Linked DNA regions of Mus musculus: regions 1, 2 and 3 are each linked to region 4. The links are chromatin loops, found by intact Hi-C in ENCODE. Cell type or tissue: heart. All regions are shown on one strand. Each heading gives the region's core, and the rest is flanking DNA. Links, peaks and the distances in the headings are about the cores only. Region 1 overlaps Ppp1r1c (protein phosphatase 1, regulatory inhibitor subunit 1C). Region 2 holds the start of Dnajc10 (DnaJ heat shock protein family (Hsp40) member C10). Region 3 has its middle 17 kb from the start of Gm39867. Region 4 holds the start of Itprid2 (ITPR interacting domain containing 2).

What was found. A loop is a pair of places that touch in the nucleus more often than their neighbours do. Peaks named below come from ENCODE experiments on the same cell type or tissue, not always from the same donor. Only the 100,000 strongest peaks of a DNase experiment are listed, where the experiment ranks them.
Region 1: it touches region 4 in a loop (3.0-fold over the local background); 13 of 42 quality-filtered maps call a loop at or near these places.
Region 2: it touches region 4 in a loop (2.7-fold over the local background); 2 of 42 quality-filtered maps call a loop at or near these places.
Region 3: it touches region 4 in a loop (2.1-fold over the local background); 5 of 42 quality-filtered maps call a loop at or near these places.

The regions. Positions count from the first base shown.
Region 1 is chr2:79,771,419-79,777,041 of GRCm38, forward strand. All of the region lies in intron 4 of Ppp1r1c (protein phosphatase 1, regulatory inhibitor subunit 1C), which reads left to right. Among named protein-coding and RNA genes, the nearest start is that of Ppp1r1c, 66 kb to the left of the region's middle. In heart, for the core only: a CTCF peak has its summit at 3,255 (motif pointing left); a DNase peak (open chromatin) is centred at 3,123.
Region 2 is chr2:80,312,646-80,318,268 of GRCm38, forward strand. It overlaps Dnajc10 (DnaJ heat shock protein family (Hsp40) member C10), which reads left to right and starts at 2,821. Exons shown (of 23, transcript NM_024181.2): 1 at 2,821-3,160; 2 at 4,604-4,954. The coding sequence starts at 4,751. In heart, for the core only: a CTCF peak has its summit at 2,928; a DNase peak (open chromatin) is centred at 2,886; H3K4me3 peaks cover 2,133 bases; H3K27ac peaks cover 1,632 bases.
Region 3 is chr2:79,563,932-79,569,554 of GRCm38, forward strand. No RefSeq gene overlaps it. Among named protein-coding and RNA genes, the nearest start is that of Gm39867, 17 kb to the left of the region's middle. In heart, for the core only: a CTCF peak has its summit at 2,596; no DNase peak of the experiment used is centred there; H3K27ac peaks cover 2,161 bases.
Region 4 is chr2:79,632,848-79,638,470 of GRCm38, forward strand. Itprid2 (ITPR interacting domain containing 2) reads left to right here and starts at 2,578. Exons shown (of 18, transcript NM_080558.4): 1 at 2,578-2,897; 2 at 3,186-3,231. The coding sequence starts at 2,693. It overlaps Gm46751 (a long non-coding RNA gene), which reads right to left and starts at 2,215. Exons shown (of 2, transcript XR_001783386.2): 1 at 2,135-2,215. In heart, for the core only: CTCF peaks have their summits at 2,219 and 2,719; DNase peaks (open chromatin) are centred at 2,424, 2,774 and 3,274; H3K4me3 peaks cover 2,366 bases; H3K27ac peaks cover 2,005 bases.

The sequences.
Region 1 (5,623 bases), core at 328-5,327, 140 kb after region 4:
TTCACACAGAAGTTTTCCTTAAACACTCTGAAGTTTAAAGGAAGGAGTGGATACATCAAGATCCTTACAAAGAAGTTCATCTGGTTTGCACTGTCAAGGGATTAGTCTTGAAGCCATAGATGGCTTTTCATTGAGAGTGGGGGGATCTTCAGCCAAGTTAAACCACTATTATTGCCACACACAACCACATTGCTAGGTTTTCTTATGAGGTACTCTAGAACGTAGTTAGTATAGCAACAATAACTGCTCTGTGCCATCACATCTGGGGAAAGTATGTCGCCCAGCTTTAAATTCTTGTTACCTATTAGGCCTGTGAAACACCACAGTCTGGGCACCCTGCTTCAAATATGCAAGAGGTTTTCCTTTGAGGCTCATTTAGTGACAAAGAAATTCTGGGTTTTGTCTCAGTTTCTAGCAGTTCTTAGAAAAATAAACATATTTCATGTCTTGAACATTACAACAGGATAGTGGTTACATTTTATTAAAATAGCATTTTTGAATAGACAACAACAACAACAAAATACCCAGCCACAATGTTTTGTAATTTAATTTAAAACATACTTCATTTTTAGATGAATTTAGGTTTCTAATTTATATTATTTGTTATATTGCTATTTGACTTGCAAAGTCTACCTCTGTGGGAATTGGTGTGAATCTTTGGAGAAAGTTTCCAGCATCTCCAAAATTTCTAGAAATCACGGATTTTGATCTAGGATAAAACAGAATAAGAGGTCCCTTCCCCTTCTATTTGTTTACATCATATCCCCCCCTTCTCTTTTGTGCCTCCCTCCCATCTTTCCCCTGTTCTTTTCTTCTTGACTGATTTACATCCTACCAAGACTAGCTTGGCTATAGAGCGAGGTTGCACTTGCTATCCTCCTGTCATGGCTTCCCTAGTGCTGGGGTTTCAGGCACATGCCACCACTCACAGCTTTGAATTTTTCTCTCAAAATCATAATAGTACCTATTAATGCCTTTGATGTTATTGAACACACAATATGTAAAAATCACGGCAAGGAATTGGAAGGAAGGGATCTTGGATCTGTAATTTCCAACACGGATTTTCTTTCATGCTTCGAGTCCTGATGTTTAATAAGGTCACCTCACATCTTCTAGTCCTAACACTATTCCCTTAGGTAATTGCCCCTCTACACAATAAATTAATTAGCACTTGTGAAATATTTCTTTCAAAATATTTCTCTATTGATCTTTCACAATTCTGTGTGCCTGTAGCATCTTGCTTATGATATTTTCTTCAACGTTCCATTTCCTCCCCTGCTATTAGGTAACTCGGGTCTTTAAAAACACACCTGTAAATACTAACATGAAGAGATGTGGGAGAGAGATTCATTTGGCAAATGTTCTTAGCCTATTAGAAAAAGTGGATGTCTATAGATTCCTTTGTACCAATGCTATTCATTCTAAAAAATTGTGAAAACAACAAAAAACCACTTTTCTCTTGGATTTTCTTAAAAGGTGGCAGAGAAAGGGTCCTTTAGTTATGATTTAATTAATCTTCCATAATTACTTGCTATATTAGTTATTTTTTTTTCATTGTTAGGACCAAATACCTTGCAAAAACAACTTAGTGGCTTGTAGTTTCGAGGGTACCATGCACTTCAGCAAGCAAGACCTGGCAGCCGGACTGGTTCTGTCCATGATAGCAGGAACTGGCTGCAGATGGTCTTATTGCTGTGGCACACAGACTGACAGATAGACAGGAAGGAAGGAAGGGAGAGAGGGAGGGAGGGAGGGAGGGAGGGAGGGAGGGAGGGAGGGAGGGAGGGAGGGAGGGAGGGAGGGAGGAAGAAAGGAAGGAAGGACATACTGAACCAAAACCAGGACTGAGCTACAACCTCTAAGCCCACTCCTAGTGTCCGACAGCCAGGTCTCACAAGCCAAAGATTCTGCCACCTTCCAAAGTATCAATACCAGCTGGGAATCAAGTGTTTAAACGTGTAAACCTGTGGGGGGTGCTTCAGATTCAAGCCCTAACATGTGAGCTTTGTTTCCTAGACGTAATGTAAACTTAAGAAAATCTTCTAAGTTGAAGTCAAGCCAGAAATGAAACCTATGTGTGTAAGAACTAGATTAAATTTCATGGCTGCAACAACAACAACAACAACAACAACAACAACAACTGAAGTCAGGCAATGCTTCAAGGTTTAGATAGTGTAGACTTTACATTATACCACTGTGCGTGAGTGTGTGTGCGTGTGTGTGTGTGTGTGTGTGTGTGTGTGTGTGTGTGTACCTATGAACTTAAGAATGTATTTCTCCATCAGGTCTCTGTGTACCTTATTTTCTTATTAGCCTGGGGCTTACTGATGAAACTAGAGTAGCTAGCTAACGAGCTTGTCTCTTCCTCCTCAACACTGGGATTACAGGCATGTACACCACTCCTGGATATTTTTGTGTGTCTTTCAGAATGAAATTCAGATCCTTACGTTTGTGTGGCAATCATTTTATTGGTTGATCCCCCTTTCCAGGCCCAGGCTGCCTGCTTTAGAGTATCAGGACGTTTCAAGTTCTTATGTGACTTTTTAAAAATTAAGATACATGTTCCCAGATCTCAAAGCTGACAGGGAGAAAGCTCTAAAAGTTTTGATTTTAATGAGCATCAGTTTTAATTATCGATAGATTGAATTTAGTTTTAGAAATATTGGAAAAGGAAATATTGCAGAGCCTGTTGTCAACTCTAAAAGTGTACTTTCATTTTACTAGGATGAAGTAATTTTGTTGAATCTTTGGAGGTCTTTGCTTTTTGTATACACATTCCTAGTTTATAGACAGGTATTTTAATCCTTTCTGATCCCTGAGTTTATATATGTATCTATATGTGTGCATATATACTTATTATAAATATATATATATATACACACACACACACACATATATATATATATATATATATATATATATATATATATATATATATATACATATGTGTGTGTTTGTGTGTGTATATTTTCACATAATTGCATAATTACTCATTAACTTGAGCAGATCCCTTGGAGCCTCTCCAGTGTGTGTTCCAGTGTGTGCTGGATGAATACTGTTCCTCTGCACCCTGGTAATTGGCCAACAGATCTCCCGGGAATGTTTTGGTCTCTTATATAAACACTCCAGGAACAAGGGGCCACGACTCTGTGTTTTATTCACTGGCAATGAGACCTGAAGGGTTTTACACAAAGTTCTCATAGCATGTGAAGAACGAAGAGCTTGTGAGGAGAGCGCCCTCTGCTGGTACTTAAGATTTCAGACGTTCTCTTGGAAAGTAGTGCTTAAGAAATCAGAACAAAATGTATTCTTTTCAGCACAAAATGGGCTTACACTAAATGAATAGTCAGCAGAAGGAGTTCTTTAGTTTTGGTGTCCTTATATTGTGAGACACACTCTCTCTGTATCTTTTACCTTCCAACTATTTTGTATGCCGATTGGATATTGCTTTGCTTAGAAACTAAAACCCAAACAGGGTCTAGACATGGTAGGCAGGTTATTTATTTTTATGGTTTTTGTTTGTTTGTTTGTTTGTTTCCTGACTAACCCTAACCAAAGCCAGCTTCACTATCAGCTTCTTACCCTTGAAACTCTCTGGACTGTCACATACTAGGGCATTATTCTCAAGTCTGAAGCTACCTTTATTCTGTACAAAGGAATAGCACACAAACCTGGGATGGTCTTTTTCAAACTAACTAACTTCCTGTTCATTTCTTCTTTAAGACAATGATGGTGGTCTTCACTTGCGAAGGTCACAAAAAGAGAATGGAGTAAGAGAAAATTGAGCCTTGACGGTTCTAATATGTGTAATCTTTAAGCAACATATCCCTCACCAACTCCAACCAAGTTTCTCATTTATTTCTTTAACGAGGAGAAACTAGTTTAAAGGGAGTCATAATGAACTAACAAAATAGTGCAGACCTGGCAAGCAGCATAGGCATGCTAACTGCACTTTCCACCATTCCTGGGAAGACTAGGTTTCACAGAGACTCAGACTGAAAGCTAATTTCCTGCCCAACACTCTGCATGGCCATGCAACACGCTCACCCATAGAAACTCCTTGTAAAAAGTCAGCACGTGACTACTCCCGTTACATAATCAAAATTTATTTATTTTTGGTATAAAGAAAATATCTGGGGAGTGGGGTGTTAGAGACATGACTCGAGAACACTGAAGCCAGGCGGTGGTGTCGCACACCTTTAATCACAGCACTCGGGAGGCAGAGGCAGGCAGACTTCTGAGTTCGAGACCAGCCTGGTCTACAAAGTGAGTTCCAGGACAGCCAGGGCTATACAGAGAAACCCTGTCTCAAAAAACAAAAAACAAAAAACAAAACAAACAAAGAACACTGGTGCTTTTCCATAGGACCTGGGTTTGATTCCCAAGACCCATGGGGCAGTTCACAGCCTTCTGCAACTTCAGTTCTAGGGACTCCAATGCATTCCAGCTTCTGCAGGCGCGGCACACATGTTGTGCACAGATACAAATGCAGATACAACACCCATACACATAAAAATCAATCTTGAAAATTAAAAGATTCAAATTAGAGTAACCCCTACATGCAGAATTTGTCCTTGTAACGTTTCGCCAGCAAAACACACTCGGACAACCAGATCCTTCTACGGCAAAGCTTTATTGCTTACTTCTCAGGAAGACCCCGATCCCGGAAAAAGGAGCTGCTTAGGTACCCCTCCTTGTGACGTGTCAGCTCCTGATTAGCTGCTCACTCATCACCCTACTGCTACGTCCTGAGATGGGCAGTGACTTGGCACGAATTTACCTCAGCACCTGCGCACATTGCTTGTTTACTAGTTAGGCACTGAGGAAGCCAGCGCCATCTTGTAATGGCGATTGCTCACGGCTCTCCACAAGAATTATCAGGCCCCAACCCTTAAATAAAACCATAAAAGAAGATGGATAAACAGTATCTCCCACAGAATTATTCCAAATAGACCCGTGTCTCTGTTAGCTCTCTGTTGCTACTTAGAGAGAAAACGTTGGTTTTGTTATATTAGGTTTTATCAAGATAATACACCGTGGTTTTATTATCGAAGTGGTTTGAACTTGACATTGTATGTGTTTAGAGGGACAAGGTGCCTTGGTGCTCTCTAGTTCCCCAACACGTGTTATGTCACTCTTTATTATCAGGCAATTAAAAGAAATCATAATAGAGACAGTATAGGTAGGGGCTAAGTCTAAAAAGCTAAAGCCGGACAATCTCTGTTTGAGTTCCAGCACCATTTAATTCTCTGACCTTGAGAATGCTGTTGGATGCCCTGTCTGGTTTCACTGCCCTGATATTTATGATTCATCTACAAAAAATGAAAACTTGGTATGAGCTTCCTAGGGTTGCATTGAGAATTGTCACCAACCCAGGACTTAAAAGGCAACTTTTTTTTCCTTATACTTCAGGAGGCTTAAAATCTGAAACCTAGGTGCCCAGGTAGTCCCTGCAGATGATCCCAACCCCTCTGCCGCTGGAATCACATGACATGCATGCTAGGAACTGAACTTGGCTCTCTGGAGAAGCAATATACACTCTTAACTACTGAGCCAGCTCTCCAGACTCTTTGCCGATTTTCTTATTCTGCTTATGACTAATTCCTGATGTTCAGTCTCAGTG
Region 2 (5,623 bases), core at 157-5,156, 680 kb after region 4:
GTAGGGATTCCAAGCTGGTTATAAGAAGGGAGGGCCAAAAAGAGTAGTGGGAAATGTGTAACATGGAGAAGCAAATGAGTAGAGATCTCAAGAACAAGGGAAAACATGCTTTCACCATCAGCAAAAAAAGGCTACAGATTTGCAAAGGGAAAAATTATATAGAATGAATACATTCTGTATCACATAGAAATGCATTGAGCATTGGAAGTATTGGTGTAACATGATAATTTTATGCACACAAACATGAATATTTGTGTATATGAACATATGGCCTCTAATAGTTTTGTAAACATAACCATGAATATATGTGTGTGAACATATGGTCACTGCCTCTCCACTAAGAAGCAATGAGTGCTACAGTACTAAGGAGCAAGCCTTAGATCTTGTAATCAAATATCATCTTCAAAGTAATCAAGACTTCTTGGAGAAACAGCTCCTGTCAGTACCAAAGCAGGAAGAGCCCAGAATGACCCTAGAAAATCCTACTGTGTACAAAAGCATCTAAGCTTAGAGAATGGTAAGATTGGCAAGATGGCACAAAAAAAATTTTTTAAGAGTTTCAACTGGCCAGATATAAAACTACTTAAATTTCTAAGTAAAAGAGAGTAACAGGTTTGATCAATTTTATAAAACAGGAATCTATGAATCCACAAAAATACAATAAATAAATCGAAAGCTTAACAAGAAGAATTTATTTCTCCAAGTAGCTCCCTACAAAGGACATCTTATTAAAAGTAAAATGTAACTTACATGGAAAAAAATCACAAAAATCCTCCTATTCAAGTTATTTACCACTACCAACAATGGGAGAAACAAAAATTTGAGACCATCAGATAAGACAGTGAGAATACAATGCCATTTGTTACATGTCTGTCAAATGAACACAACTAAATCAAATCATGAAGAATCCTCAGTCACATAAAAATAGGATCTATCTATAGTATCTATAACACAACTGGCCTGAATTCTATACAAGTTTAAGACCTTGAAATCTGGGAAAACTGGATAAACATTTCTCATTAAGGAAGTCTAAAACACGATTGTGCTAAACAGAAAAAAAGAAAAATAGCTCCTTACTAGATCCTCATACTGGGAAGTCTTACTGATAATTGGAAAAACCGGAATCTGACATTTGTGGACTAGACACTGATAATGTGTTCACAGAAACTTCCCATATTCGAAGGTTGTACTTTTAAAAGAAAGCATCCCATCTGTGAAAAAAACACACACTAGTTTTGGGGGGTGGGGGGGGTCATGGGAGAAGTCAACTTACTCCCAAACTTTTGAGAAAAACAATTTTTTTGTACTACAACATTTAATTCCTTGTAACTTTAAGATCATTTCAAATTAAGCAAAGTCATCCTTACATAAAACATTTCATCACTTAAAACTCTTCTTCAGCTTCCCATTGAAAAGGGGGAGGACTTTTAAGTTTATTTTTAAAGATTTGTTTATTTTTATGCACATTGGTGTTCTGCCTACATGTCTGTGCAAGAGTGCCAGAGCCTCTGGAACTGCTGTTACAGATAGTTGTGGGCTGCCATGTGGGTGTTGGGAATTGAACTCTGTCTTCTGGAAGAGCAGCCAGTAATCTTAACCACTGAGCCATAAAACCTCTTAAAATGAGCTGAAAGCTGTTGGATGGTCGTTTCTACCTTTTGGTCTTACTGTGATCTGTGTTTCATATTTTTTCCTTCCTAATTACAGATATATTTGAATAACTAACAGGCTAATGTGTCCCTCTATCATCCAATTTATTAGGAGCAGAAAGTCTTTGCTCTTGTTACCCACCAGTACATATCCCAGAGAAGAGAAAATGTTTTACACACTGCTTTAAATTACTTGTGGCATGCTGCCTGTGTGTCTGTGTTTTCTCTGCTTTTCCTTTCCTAAGCATCTCCTTTGAATCCTCCCTTCAGGAGTTGCAAACTATGTAAGATGCAACTCCAGTCCTTTACAATAAAGCTTTAAGAAGCTTCCTTACCATCTAAAAATATAAGTTGAAATGTATTCACTATGGTAACAAAAACCTATTAGTTTCCACTTGATTCTTCAGTTCTCTGTTTTGCTTTTAGATTTTTTTCTAAGGAGTTTTGGATCACCGTGGCATAATGAACTAGGTTGTTTAAGTGTTAATCTTATTTTCCTCAATTTTTAGTTACCCATTTATTTTCCATTTTGACATGTGTATGATAATCAGCTGTATCTCCCGAGAATATTTTAGGGCTGAGTTAACGCGTGTGTACTTCGGCCAGTTCCTGGTACAGGTTAACAGCTGCTACTTCAGGCTCTTTCTGATATTTCTGCCTTTGTTCGTTATACTTCCGCTTCTTTCCTACAATATGTTGGTTTAGCAACAGGTCCTACAGCCATAAAATTATTAACTGACATCTGGTTAACTACCCAAAGACTCACTATCAATTTCTACTTATTTCAAATCACTACCACCAGCTTCCATCACTTCCTCTTTCAGGGACTTTAATGTGTCTACTTCAACGGTCAAAGTGTCATGACTCAAACACTGCAGTTTCTGTAACAAATCCAGTAAAGGAGAGGATCAGAAGGCAGATTCACAAATCCAGAAATCCTGTAGAACGCTTCATATTTGTTGATACATAAAAGTTGTAAACAATTTTATTTCTAGAAAACTTTAATTATTCTGTCCGGTCCCTGGCAACGGGGTCAATTCAGACAAGTTCTCCACTTTCTGCCAAATCTGCCCTTTCAAGGATACCCACCCTTTAACCAAACCTCCAGAGAGCCGGATCTCTCCACCCGGGTTTTCCCGTCGCCCTGGCAACGGGACCGGAAAAGGCGGGCTTCACACCCTTCCTTCCGCCAGCGGTTGACTACGGCCGCAAGATGCCTGTGGGCCGCGCTGCGGGATGCTTCCCTATCTCTGGCTAGGAGCGGGACCCGCAGCCACCGCCGCAGCCACACAGAAGGCCACGTCAGCCTCGGCGGTCCCACCCGTCCCTCCCTGCTGGCCACCCGTCGGCCTTCGCCCACGCCTTTCCCACAATGCCCCGCGCCAGGCCCCGCCCCGCCGGCGCGACGGGAGCGGCAGAATTGCTGCTGCGCGCGTTCGCAGGCAGCGTCCGGTCCTGCCGGGTCCGGAGCTCGGCGACCTGAGGATGGGGCAGTAGCTGAGGACGCCGAGGTGGGCGCGGGCCGGGCTCCACGCACTGCGGGGGCATCAGGGAGGGAGGACGCCAGACCCATCCCACCGCCTCGGTGCCCCCATTGCGCCGGGTTTTCACGGCCCCCTCCACCCCACCTCTGCGAGCCCCCTTCTGCTCGCACTTTCTAACTCGGGGTCTCTCTCCCTGGTCCGACCTGGGACCTCAAGGCGCACCCTTGCCAGCCCCGTACCCTCTGTCTTTCGCCTCTCCCCGATCCCGCTCTGGAGCGGTGGCAGCATCCCTCATTAACACTGCGTTTACCTGCAGCCTCACTGGCCCCAGGCTGTTCAGTTATTCCCAGGCTTTGCCTGAACCCACCCTAAGCCGAGGGACACCTTATCCCAAAGTCGCCTTTGTTGAGATTTGTTCTTCATTTGTTTTCCTTCCTGATGGTTGTCAGTCTGGGTATTTCTGTTTTACTGTCAGTATATTTTACAAAGGGCTATTAGGGGAGGCGGGTGAAAAAAGGGAGTTAGACGTGAGGTGAGGCCTGTTCCCAGGTAAGGAGAAATACTTAGAAACATATCCGGACTTAAGGGAAGAGAGCTGAAACTGAGGAGGTTAGGGAAGTTAGATCTTTTTTTTTTCCCCCAAAGCATTTGAAGATATTAAAGAGGACTAGTTTAGCTGTAAGGTTAAATGTTAGGGTTTTACCCTCAAGCAATGCCTGGTGCTCTTTGTTTTCCTAGTTTTTACTCCAGACAGGAGCTTTACAGTGAAATTGCATTGATTTGCAATTATTATAAAATATCTTCTCTTGGTGCTAACACTTTAGAGAACTTGTGTGGCCTGCTTTTTTAAGTTATCTATTTTTATACTGATGTTCTTAAACGGTTATGTAAAAAAGTACAACCCTCTTGGAAAAGCTTCATGCTTCCTTGTTTTTCCCTCGAAGGCATTCTCTACAAATGAGATTAGATTTAAAAAAGGAACTTGATAAGCTTTCCAGGCGTGGAAGGAGCTGAAAGGGAGGAGGTATTAGAAAGGGCAGCGTGCTGGGAGAGAAAAGAAATACTGCTGAGTCTTATCCTGGTAGCATCATATTGACCAGAGCCTTTGTGTCTCTGTCCCTGTCTCTCTCAGTATCTCTGTCTCTGTCCCTCCCTCCCTCCCCCATCTCTCTCTCTCTCTCTCTCTCTCTCTCTCTCTCTCTCTTTCTCTCGCATATGTGTGCCTGTGTTTTTCTTGAAAGCTAGCTAGCTACTACTACTCATTACCTTTTTCCTGCTATCAGTGATTTTACAAACATGCCTACCTGAATACAGGGGCAAGGGAGGGTCCTGGAGAATAGGGGTTCAAAGCTATTCACAGGGATGTGACCTTCAGTGTGGAAACTGTATTACTGGCTGTGTCGCTTGACAAATCATGCTATAAATGTTAAGTCTGAAAAGTATTTTAACTGCCTGGTTTGCTCTCTTTAGGTTAACATTTCTGAGCTGTGTTCCCGAGATGCTTGATTGACCCTTGAAGTTATGTGGACAGAGATTCTCACGTGTGTCTATTTTAACCACCGGACCCAGCATTGTATCTTAATGTTCACATAAGTCAGAACTTTCATAAGAAAGAGAATGGGAGTCTGGTTAAACAAAGATGACTTTATCAGAGACTTGAAGAGGATCAGTCTCTGTCTTCTGATACTGTACGTGGTCGTTGTGGTGGGCACAGATCAGAATTTTTACAGTTTACTTGGAGTGTCGAAAACTGCAAGCAGTAGAGAAATAAGACAAGCCTTTAAGAAATTAGCACTGAAGTTACATCCTGATAAAAACCCGGTAGGCAAACTTTCTCTTTTAAATATCGGGATATTTATACTGATGTGCTTAAACGGTTATGTAAAAAAGTACAACCCTCTGGGAAAAGCGGGTTTTCACTCTTTTTAAATCAGTGAAATGCTTAAGCATACTGTCGGAAATTGTAATTTGGGAACTGTAGATGTAATTCAGAAGTAGCGCCCTTACACAGCAGGCACACGACTCAGGGGTTCGATCCCCACCACCTGAAACCCAGTTCATCTGTTAAAGTAAAACCAGGAGAAGCCAAGTACAATGATTTTGTTGGCATCAGATACATAGTTACCTCTTCTCTGTAAACTGATTTACAGCAGAAGTAGAGACACTAACCCCCAAGTCTTGTCTGTGAAGTGGTGTTCACACTCAAGTGGGTGATGAACCCATAGAGACAAATCTGCCCTCAGAATTCAAGTGTCCTGCAGATGTGACAGCAGTCACTAGTCACAGCGTGCTCTAACTTTCTCTCTTGTTCCATGCCCGGCTCCAGCTTCCGACTTAAAAACTTATAAATGAAACCTTGACAGCTCCAAAGGGATTTCCAGTTGTAACTATTTGATTGTCTACCCAAGAATCTTTAAAAACAGATTGATTTTGAATGTTATGGTTTTTTAAAATTTAAAGTTTTTTTTTTCATTAATTTTTAGCTTATCA
Region 3 (5,623 bases), core at 276-5,275, 69 kb before region 4:
GCATGCATATCACAATTAAGTTGTGAACATGTAGTCTTTTGTTTTCCAGTCTTATTTTTATGTGTGTTTACATAAAATTATTGTTGTTTGTACCTTTTAACCAAACCATTTAATGAGTCATAAATTTCATAATAAAATAACTTGAACACAATGCCATTGTGAGAGTAATTTGGCACCAACATTTCCACTTATTGAGAGACTATTAATGTGGTCAGCCTAGTCAGGCGTGGTTTGTTTCTTTGATCTCTCTGAGGAAGTGAATGTTTTGCGCATATATATATATATATATATATATATATATATATATATATATATATATATATATATATATATGTGTGTGTGTGTGTGTGTGTGTGTGTGTGTGTATATACATATAATCATTATCATCACTGATTTACTGAGTAATTCAGATACAATGGAGAAAGTTCTAATTACCCTCCACTTACTAACTTAATGCACTAAACAGCACTAATCACTACCATATGTCACTAAGGAAGGAACTAAAATGGTTTTCTCCACTGTCCCTGTAATGCATAGAAAGTAGAATAAGAACCCTGTCAGGTTGCGTCCAAAGCCTTTGTGTGTCTCCATGATCTTTAAGCTGCTCACTCTGCACCGCAATGGTTTCCTTCCTTAGCTTTTTCACTTCAAGTTATCATGACTCAATTTGAGTATATTAGGCAGTGATCTTTCTCATTAATTTTATCACTGTGTTTATTTACAAATCTTGTTGCGACATTTAAATCATTTTTTGGATGGATTAAGATAAATATGACTCAAACTGGATTAGATGAGTGGTTCCCAAAGTCAGCCTATATCAGAATTGCCAAAGCCTGACTTGTTCAACCCCATCCTGTCTCTGATGTTCCGGAAGGTTGTAGAATTTTCACTCTAAGAAGTTCCAGCAGAGGCTTGTGTTAGGTCTCTAGGACTAAGCCTTGAGAAAACTCATTGTTCTTCGAAGTCAAGATTTGTGCAGCCTTGGGTTGGCTGAATCCAGTTTCCCCAGCCCCATTTCTTGGCATTTTTGTTAGTCACTCTCCCCTCAGAGCATCTTTTTAGCTACAGTCACTGGTTTCATGCATTGGATCTATATGCAAAAAGGAAATATGCAAGACAAAGGAATCTAGTCCTTTTGTTCATTTTCATAGGAACAAAAGGTACTTACCAAACTTCCAAAACCTCTCCTTTGGATCTACATTAATACATAGAATTTCTTCATTCTGAACACATTCTTGTTCCTTTGTGTGTGTGTGTGTGTGTGTGTGTGTGTGTGTGTGTGTGTGTGTGTGTGTGTGTGTATCTATAGGCATACACTTGCCATAGCACGTGGAGGTCCATTCTTTATGGGAATCAGTTCTTTCCTTCCATCACATGGGTTCCAGGGATGAACCGAGGTTTTCAGATTTGGCAGCATGAACCTTTATCTACTGAGCCAACTCACTGCCCTGGAAGAGCACACCTTTAAACAGTGCTGGCAACACCAAACAAGATTTTTTTTTTTCTCCTAAACAAACCATGTAACTGCCTAGAACCATTCTCCTTTTCAGTGGACACTGAACATAGGGCCTTGTGCACACTGGACAAATGTTCTACCATTGACTTACATCCCAGTCTAATCTAAAATCTCAACTTAGTTATAGTAAATATCAGTAATTTATAGGGTAGCTTAGATTAATAGGAGCTATACTTCATAAGCATTATATAATTTTATATACTTGCCGGCCAGGCCTAATTAGGTTATATAACTATTTCTGTTATATATATGTAAGAATTATATAGAATTATGCTAATATATTATAAAGCAGTATGTAATATCTTATGTAAGTAACTATAGCAAGACATTTTCTTGATAACTACATACTATATGTCTTAGTATAACTCATAATAATAATTTGTTTTAGAAATTATCTCTATGAAGTATATATAAAAATAATAACTAATGTTAGGGAGTCATGATGACATTTATGGTTATCATATATTTTGCTTCATTAAACCTATACTTATGTGCTTACTAGGTATAAGATATTTTTTATTGTGTATCATATACAAAATCAGTCATGTAATGTATGTTTATGAATTTACATTAAGTACCTGCATATGTCTACACACACATATACACACACTCAAAAAGAAAGCAAAAATAATCTCCATAAGGCTCTTAATACAATGTTTAGCTCATAATACCTGACAATAACATTAACTTTTATTAATATGTCTGTTTAATACAATGTAGCAGATATTTATTGAGGAACTATTAATAGTGAAACATTGTTCAAGGAAATAAGTACTTATTTATACAAACAAGCATTATTAAAGAGCATATATTAAGCATTAGATCCCCTAATATTGGCTATTCTCAATATACTCATTCCAGAGGCAATTTATCAAGCTAATTAGTCATGTAACTTATTTCTTGATAGCAGTAAAGGGAGCTAGCAGTGCCAATATCAACAGTCCATTTTAAAGGCTTCCAGGTTCTCTGTAACAAAGTCTGAGTAAGCCATGACTCATAATCTGGAAATTTCTATTTGAAGGCTTTATTATCTCCCTTCATTATCTAGGGTGTGGGAAAGGCTGGTAGCAGTGGGCAGCCAGCAGGGGAGGAGTTCCGCTCAGTTTCCAGAGCTCACAAAGTGAGTGAGAAGTGCATAGCTCAGGTTCGCCTCAAAGGGAACTCTGGGAGTAAAAAAAAAAAAAAAAAAAATCCTCAGGACTATAGAAACAATGAGGTGAACCCTAGCAATCTTCTTCAGTATCTAGCTGAGCTAGCCATGCTTGACAACCTGGTAAACTTGCCTCTTTTGTCTTGCAGGCAGCCACTAAAGTTCCTGCTACTCTGGTCTCTGTTTGATTCCTTTGTGTTGGGGGCCAGGGTGCGGGTGAGGCTCCTGTTTGAAGCAGAAATGTTGTAATTGAAAGAGAATGGTTTCCCAGTGGCCCACAAAGCTTAAATTGTTACTGTTATGTACTCATGTAGCATTGTGGCCTTGGGCAAAGTCTTAACAGTTCTGAAACAGTTTCTTGTGTTTTAAAACAGTGACATTATCTACTTGGTGGATCTTTGGGGAACAATGAATTATGTTGAAAATAGAAAAAAAAAAAAAAGGAGAACATCTCAGTGCCTGGCATAGGTAGATTCTCTCAAGACAAAATAAAGAATTGAAACAAACAAAAACAAATAAGCAAACTCACTTGAAAAGGGGGATTGGGAGATAGTTCATTGTGCAAAGTGTCTGTCATACAGTCACAAGGAACTGAGGTCAAATCCTGCACCCATGTAAGTGACAGGCTCAGTGGCGGTGGCTTGCCTGTAACCTCAGAACTTGAGATGCAAGGACAGGGGATCCTCAGTGACTAGCTACACTGTGAAATAGTGAGCACCCGGTTCAAAAGAGCAATCCTGCCTCCGTAAATAAATAGATAATGGTTGAGGAAGACAGTCATCAACCTCTGCTCTCTCCATATATGCATACATATGTATTTGCATGTACATACATGCACAGGTGCGTATGTATGTGCACCCACAAACACCCATACACCCATGCAAAGAAAAACTACTAATGAGTTTATGCCATGCTAAGTACTATTTGTACTCCAATGCCCACGGAATTTACATTTCAAAGACTTTTTAGAGAGCCAAGATTCCTCCATGAATAGTGAGCCCAGCTAAGGACAACAGGTCAGACAAGGACCTTGTCAGCAGAGGTGAAGGCATGCACTCTAATTATAGCCATGCTTCTCTCAGCTGGGTCTGAAAGGAGTCAGAAATACTTTTGAAATCATAATTGCACAATCACTTAGACTTCCTATTGGTATTAGCCTGGAAAGCTCAAGGATCCTCATCTTCATGATTATCCGTGAATAATGCACACAATATAGATTATGGGACATGGTAGAAAAGAGTACATGACCTGCTTTTCCTTCCCCTCATCTATACCATCAGCCCCATGCACTGAAGGAAACCTGAATTCACTTCTTGTCTGTACAAGGGCAACAGCCACAGGACTTAGAACCCACACATATTCTATCTACTCCAGACCTCACAGAGGTGTCCTCAGAGGTAGAGGGCTAAAGGAAGGAGGGGGGCTTCATTTGGGCCTGCTTCAGAGTTCTGCCATTCCAGCTCATGGTCCAGACAGCATTTCCTCCTTTTGGGCTGTTATTTAACCCAAAATATATTTTCAAGATACATTTGATGCCATTCAAGAGAATGGAAAATTTTGAGGAAAAGGAAAATGCCTCTGTTTCTTGATTCATTTCCCTATTTTATATGGAAAAATATTACCTGAAAATAATATAGGTATAAAACAGAGACAAGGACAAGTATCAGCTTTAAAAATATTTAATGCTTTATAAAATTTTTAGACATGGAAAAATATAAAATATAAAGTAGAGACATGACCCTCCATATCTTTTCCTATTTTTAATTTTATTAATTCTGATCCTATACTGTCTGAAACTTTGCTGCTAACCTTGGCTTTCCTAAGAAACCAAAGCAGGTTCTTCTAAAATTTATGTGAAATCATTTAAAAACCTTTTTTGAGATTATAATTCAATTACATAATTTTCCTTTCTTTCCTTTCCTTCCTCCAACCCTTCAATGTAACCCTCATCTTGCTCTTCAAAATTCATGGCCTCTTTTTCTTTAATTGAGATAGATAGATAGATAGATGATAGATAGATAGATAGATAGATAGATAGATAGATAGATAGATAGATAGATAGACAGATAGAGAATATATATTTCTAACTACATAAAACCAACCTGCTCAGTCTGTAAATACACTGTTATTGGTATGTATATCTTTTTACTTACCATTTGGCAATGGACAACATTTCCCCTGGGGAAAACTATTTTTCCAGCTCCCTGCATTTCTGTGCTGCCTGTAGTTATTTGTGTAGGGCTGTGGCCTCCTGTATGTTCTCCCTTCCACATTAGCATGTCTATTGGTGTCATCCTTGCTCAGCTCATGTTAGGTGAGACCTCATCGGTGCAGCTTCTTACATTAGTAGGAGACATAATCTCAGAGCAAACTTCCTGCTCCTCTGGTTCCCACAGTCTTTCCACCCACTTCTCTGCAGTGATCCCTGAGCCTTAGACACAGGAGTTGTGTTGTTGATAGTAATCGGCAGCTTCTAATTAGACTTAAGACCCACTCAACAAGAGGGAACCATAGCCAACTACCCAGGGCTAATGAAGCCACTGAAGGACAACCTACAACTGTCACCGTACTAAACCAGCATAATCTCTAACTACATTTTAAACACTCCTTATATCCACAGCTAAGTGCAATCCTAACCGGTCATCAAGGAAACTTCCCTTTGCAACAGATGGAAACCAAAACCCAATCAAAATGCGGAATTGTGGAGCCCATTCCCATGTGATATAGACAACAGAGCTCCTACATCTAAAAGCAGGTTATAGAAGTCCCATTCAAGAAACTGTCTATTCCTTCTATCTGCATTTAAAAAACTATCTAGAAGAAGCTAACTGTTGACCTGCAATTCAAAGGCTGGGAGCTGCTCAACTAGTACCTGGCAACTCTCAAACACACAAACACACTGGAGCAGATCCTTCGTTTGTCTGTGCTTTATACCACAGGGATTTGCTGTGCTTCTA
Region 4 (5,623 bases), core at 199-5,198:
ATACCTACTTCAGTTTTTAAAACCCTTGCAGTAACTTGGTAAGGTAGTTATGATTGCAGTTTCACATACGAAGAAAATGATATCCAGAGAGATCAGTTATGTGTAAAAATAGAAGGAAAACATTCAACTTTAGTCTGATACCAAAAGCCTTCCTCTTTCCACTCTACCTTGTTAGGTTAAATTGTCCATTAATATAACTATATTTCTCTTCTTCATAAGCATCAACAAATGAGACAATATTCTTAATTCAGAGTTTATAGTTGCTATACTCTAATTATACTTTCTGGGCTTACTTCCCTTTTTCTTTGACTGTGATTGAATGACCTATAAATTAGAAGCCATACTTCATTACTGCCTTTCCCCAGAATTCTTTGTTCTCTAAAAGTACAAGCAAAGCTAATTAAAAAAAAATAAGCATTGGAGAAAAAACGCAAAGCAGACAAAACCCGAGTTTGTCTCATTTAAAGAAGAACAATAGCAACGGACATCTTGCCTCAAGAGTAGGCAGTATTCTATGTAGACTCAGCATTGTATTGTGGATACATGAAAGATATGAAAATATGGTCCATAATCTCTCATGTTTACAAAGTGGCTGGTAAACTAAACATATTGTCTGGATCTGATCATATTATTTACTGCTTAATCCATTCCCCTCAATGAACAGCGTGTACATTCTGTTGTACATCAAGGAACTGTAAATAGGATGTGATCATGACTGGGGGAGCCACAGAGTGAAGACATCCCGGATCAGCTGGTTCATGCAGGCAGTAGACAGAACAGGAATGATTTAAAAAGCAAGGACAGAGAACCAGCCACAGCACATGGATGTGTCAGAGTGGAAGTTGGAGACAGCAAATGGATGGGACAGAATCCAACAGGGCCCTGGATAAAACTACTGGAGCCAGTGTCCTCTACAGCCTTTGACCAACCACACCAACACTTCTTTAGGCACTTTCTTTTCATCTGTCTCATATTCCACAGGCAGCTGCATTGGAAGGATATGAAAGAGGTACCTTCATCCTTAATATAGAGCTCCTGAAAGTCTAAGACATATTAATAACTAAATGATCCCTTACCAGTGAAAGGTCAAGTCACTGAGTTGCTGGTACCATCCTTGTAGCTCCCCTTACAGTTCACTGTAAGTGCAGGAGGGCCATGATAATGCTGGGATGGCTCCGGGAAGCCAGCTTGGATTTTGGAATTGGTCTTGGGGATATTGATAAACCATCAGGAGTTGTTGTTTCTATCAATGATTAATGATATATTGGGAACTATCAAACATATGGACCATGCTAGAAAGAAGTAAGGACCAAAGACAGGAAGGTCCCTGTGCTACTTTAAAGATGAATAGATTATGTGCAAAGGCCTGCACAAGAAACTAGGTTCCATCTCATCTCAAGGACACTACATTCTGTGTTCCAAAAACTATTTCCTTCATTTATGAATGCACACTTAACTTGGACTTTTATGAACTGCAAATATCTATTTCAAGTGGAAAATTTCTTCCTTAAAATATTATTTATGTAAAAATGTCCTTTTTAGTCAAGAAAAAGCATAAAAATAGACCAAAGCAAAAAACTATTCTCACTTTGCTTGCAGAGTTCAATAAAATGTTGGAAGCTTTCTATATTGTCTGTAGATGGTTTAGGACATTCACTGTTTGATATGTAACACTTTGTCTCAATCTGGATAGAATTTTAATCTTTTTTTCCTCATAGGAAATACAAGTATGATAAAGGGGACGGAGGAAGCTGGGATTTAAGAATTGTTTCAGAAGCTTGGCATGACCTGCTTCTTGTTACATCTTCTAAGTCCCAAATCCAAGCAGTTAGCTTTCTTTATACTCCCAGGTCGCTTTCTTCACTTCCTTTTTTTTTTTTTTTTGTCTGCAGCTTCAATGTGACATACCCACTTTTTTCTCACTGGATTTTCATACCTCACATAACCAGGACACACAGGTTTCTCAAAATGTGCGAGCAACACCAAGGTAAGCTTTGACAAGCTGACAGTACAATCTCACGTCTCTTTCATCCTTGCCCAATCCTGTAGGCATCCTACACTGATTAAGTCTCAGCAGCCCAGTCACTTGTTTGCACGCGGGGGCGTTTTATGAGACTTGGCCTTGGCACTTTACCTCTATTTCTGGACGAGAGAGGAGTTGAGAGAAGGAAAAGCTGTAAAGCAAACAAACAAACAAATCTGGCTCTTTCCTGAGGCCACCGCGAAGGGGCGGTTCGGCTCCTAGCCCGTCAGGACGTGCCCCGCCCCAACTCTCGTCCTCACCTCCCGGCAAGACCGCCACCGGAAGAGGGCGTGGCCTCCGTCGTGGGCGTGGCGCACAGCTGCGAGAGGCTGGACTGTGCATTAGCGGGGGCGTGGCTAGAAAGGGGGCAGGGCGGGGTCTTAGAGTAGGCGGGACCGGGCCGGGCGGGCGCTCGGCGCCTACCCGGCTTGCCGGAGCCACTCGCGCTCCTGCGCCCCGCCAGGCCGGGTTCACGTGAAGCGCCGGCCCTCCGCCCCTCCCTCCCTTCCTTCCCTCCCCCCCTCCCTGTCCCCTCCTCCTGCGGCGCCCGCTCTGGCTCCCCCGGGCCCCCTGCCCGGCTGGGCGCTGACAGCAGCGGCGGGGGTCCCCGCAGCCGCCGCTGTGTCCCGCGCAGGCTCGGGCTGGGCCCGCGGAGCCCCCGGCGCGGCCATGAACCGACCCCTGTCGGCGGAGGCGGAGGAGGAACTGGAGTGGCAAGTGGCGAGTCGCAGGAGGAAGGCCTGGGCCAAGTGCCGCAGCTCCTGGCAGGCGTCGGAGACCGAGGATCTGTCCACAGAGACGACGACGCAGGACGAGGACGAGGACGACGAGGAGGACCTCCCAGGCACGAAGCTGCCGGCACCCGCGGGGCGAGGTCGGTGCGCGGGACAGGGACGTGCGATCAGGGAGGTGGCGTGCTCCGTGCCACCGGGCGCGGGGACCGGACGCCCCCGAACTTTAAATGCGCGCGTGACCCGCGCTTCAGCTCCAGCATGTGCACCTGGCTGCCGGCTGGCTCCCCTGGGTCGGGCGCCGGGAAGGCTCTCGGAGGCTACGGGTTGCCAGGGCAGATTCTCCTGCAAGGGAGTGTCAGGATGGCACAGCCTCTGAGTACTTATGTTTGGGGTCTTTAACGAGCTGTCCCTTCGCTCTACTCCCGCAGGAAACGTGCCCAACGAGAAGATCGCGATATGGCTCAAAGACTGCCGGTAAGTAAAGCGGGGGTTGCCTGGGGGAGAAGCGAGGGGGTTCGACTTCGTCTCTGGGTCCCGTGGTCACTGTAAGCTAGGAACCGGAAAGTGAGCCGGCCGATAGCTTCCTTCTAGAAGCGATTAGAACTGGAAGTGCTGTGGCCGCTGATTATTTGGTGACCGAGTTGACGACTTCAGCAGTCCGGGCATGATGTCAGCAGCAGATCAGAAACTAAAACAGGTCACAGTGATGCTACTTTGGCTGGTCGTGCTTTCTCTTGAAATAATTTTGATGTTTCACAGAACCTTTTATTTTTCTTTATTTTGGCATCTGCATATCTGGCATAGAATCATTTTCCTTTCAAACGTGTTATAGACGAGTTTAATTTACTTAGCTACACTAACTGGGGTTTAATTTGTGTTGTGTGCCTTAGGTCTCTCTGGGGACCTATTAAAACTAGCCAACTTGCTCCTTGGAGTTTAAGTCCTGGGACAGGGTTTTGTCAGATGGCATTGGAATTCGCAGAAGGAAATGGAGCTTTGAAGGCATTCATACTTTATGAGTCTGTTTAGTTACATACTTTGGCAACCTGCACAAAAATGTTTGATAAAATACAGAGGAGATGGGTTTTATTACAAGTAAATTTGACTAAAGTAAAATGTGTTTTACTTCTATTTTTTCCCCCAGTTTATTTGCTCTTTGAAAAACCTTGTGTGTGAAGACTATAACTTTTAAACTTTGGTTGGCATTTGCTTCTGGGCATATTATTGTTTTCGCAAATTATGTTTATCCTAGGGATTATTTGGTTGTTGGTTTTTTTTTTTTTTTCTGTTTCTTTTTGAAAGCTACTCACATATGGAATTATTTTTTTTTTTTTTCCCTGTAAAGACCAATAGCTGTCTCTGTCTTAGTTCATAACTGGAGCCATACTGATTGTTAGCTGCAGAATTTTACTTAGGCATCATAGACTCGTCTGAAATATTATGGGATGTATAGGCATTCCTTTTAAAGATGCACAGAGGCAAATACATTGCTTCAAGACATCTTTAGGTTAACCATCAGCCTCTTTTAACCCCTTGATTTTCAGATGACAAGAATATGGCCTTTACAAAGCACAGTACTATACTGTGTGCCAGGGGCTCGCCATCAAACAGTGTTAGATTAGAAGGCTGAGATTTTTAAATGTACATCTTCAGAACTTTCTAGGAGAGAACTTACAAAGCAGCATCTCTGACGTTTCCACATCAAGGAGGGAACGGAGTAGTCTGTCCTTGCGTTTATTCAGGACTTTAAAGTTTACATCTTGGTCTCATTTAAAATCCACTCCTTAATATGTTATTGGCTTACACTGAAAACAGGTCTTAAAATTTCTAGCGTTTTTATCTCAAGGGGATAGTCGAAGGATTTTTCTTTTTCAAATGTAAGAACAAGAGAAAAATCACATTTCAAAAATGATATATAGGAATTGAGATTGTAGAAGAAATCATATCAAGGAGATGGAAAATAAAAACAGTTTTTAGATAAATGAAGTAGTCTAATGCTAACACTGACCAGGACTCAGGACTGGTCCAGAAAATTCCAGAAGTATCATTGCTAAACTTAATGTGCACAGATTATATAATTATCTAAGGAAACCTGTCGTAGATTTCTTTCTTGTTCATGTACTTACCCCTATTCAATGTACAAGTAGTTTTTGTGTGTACCTGAGATGATCATTAACATAATTTGTATATTGTATGCAGATAGATGATCTGAAAGACATTTTCCTTCCTTGGTAAATTCTGCAATACTGTTTCCTCATTGCTATCCATATTCAGGGTAAAGATGTCATGTTTTTTCTTTTCCAGTGGAGTCTTTATTCTGATAACTATATTGATTTATTTACTAACCAAATGACTTGACACAATGTCTAAGAAGCAGTAGAAGATTCTGGTGGGATTTGGAGGGAGGTGTCCAGAAGTAGAGAACTGCTTTTGAAGAAGTCCAGTTACGTTCTGCCTACTTGCCATTTTCTGTCAGTGAAGAATAGCATGGGCAGCTGTGGACACAGGCCACTGTAGTGTTTGGGCCCAACTAAGGAAAGAGCTACCAGGAGGGAAAAAAAGATTTTTAATGATACAAATGTGAAATGTTTGCAAAACCCTAAAATTGAAGTTCTGTCAGGGCCCATATGGTACTTGCTGGTGATTCTTCTTCAACTCCAGTCTCAAAAGCACTGAATTTCACAGGACCACCTTGCTTAGGGATTTGCTTGCGTTTGTAATTGGCATTGAGCAGCGTAGTTGAAGCTGAATGCACCCCACTTCTAATGCAAATCATTAGAACTGTTACTGAGAAACTGAAGCCTGTATCACAGACTAGACCCTTCAGAATACAAGAATATTTCTGTGATGCAAGTCACAAAACTGG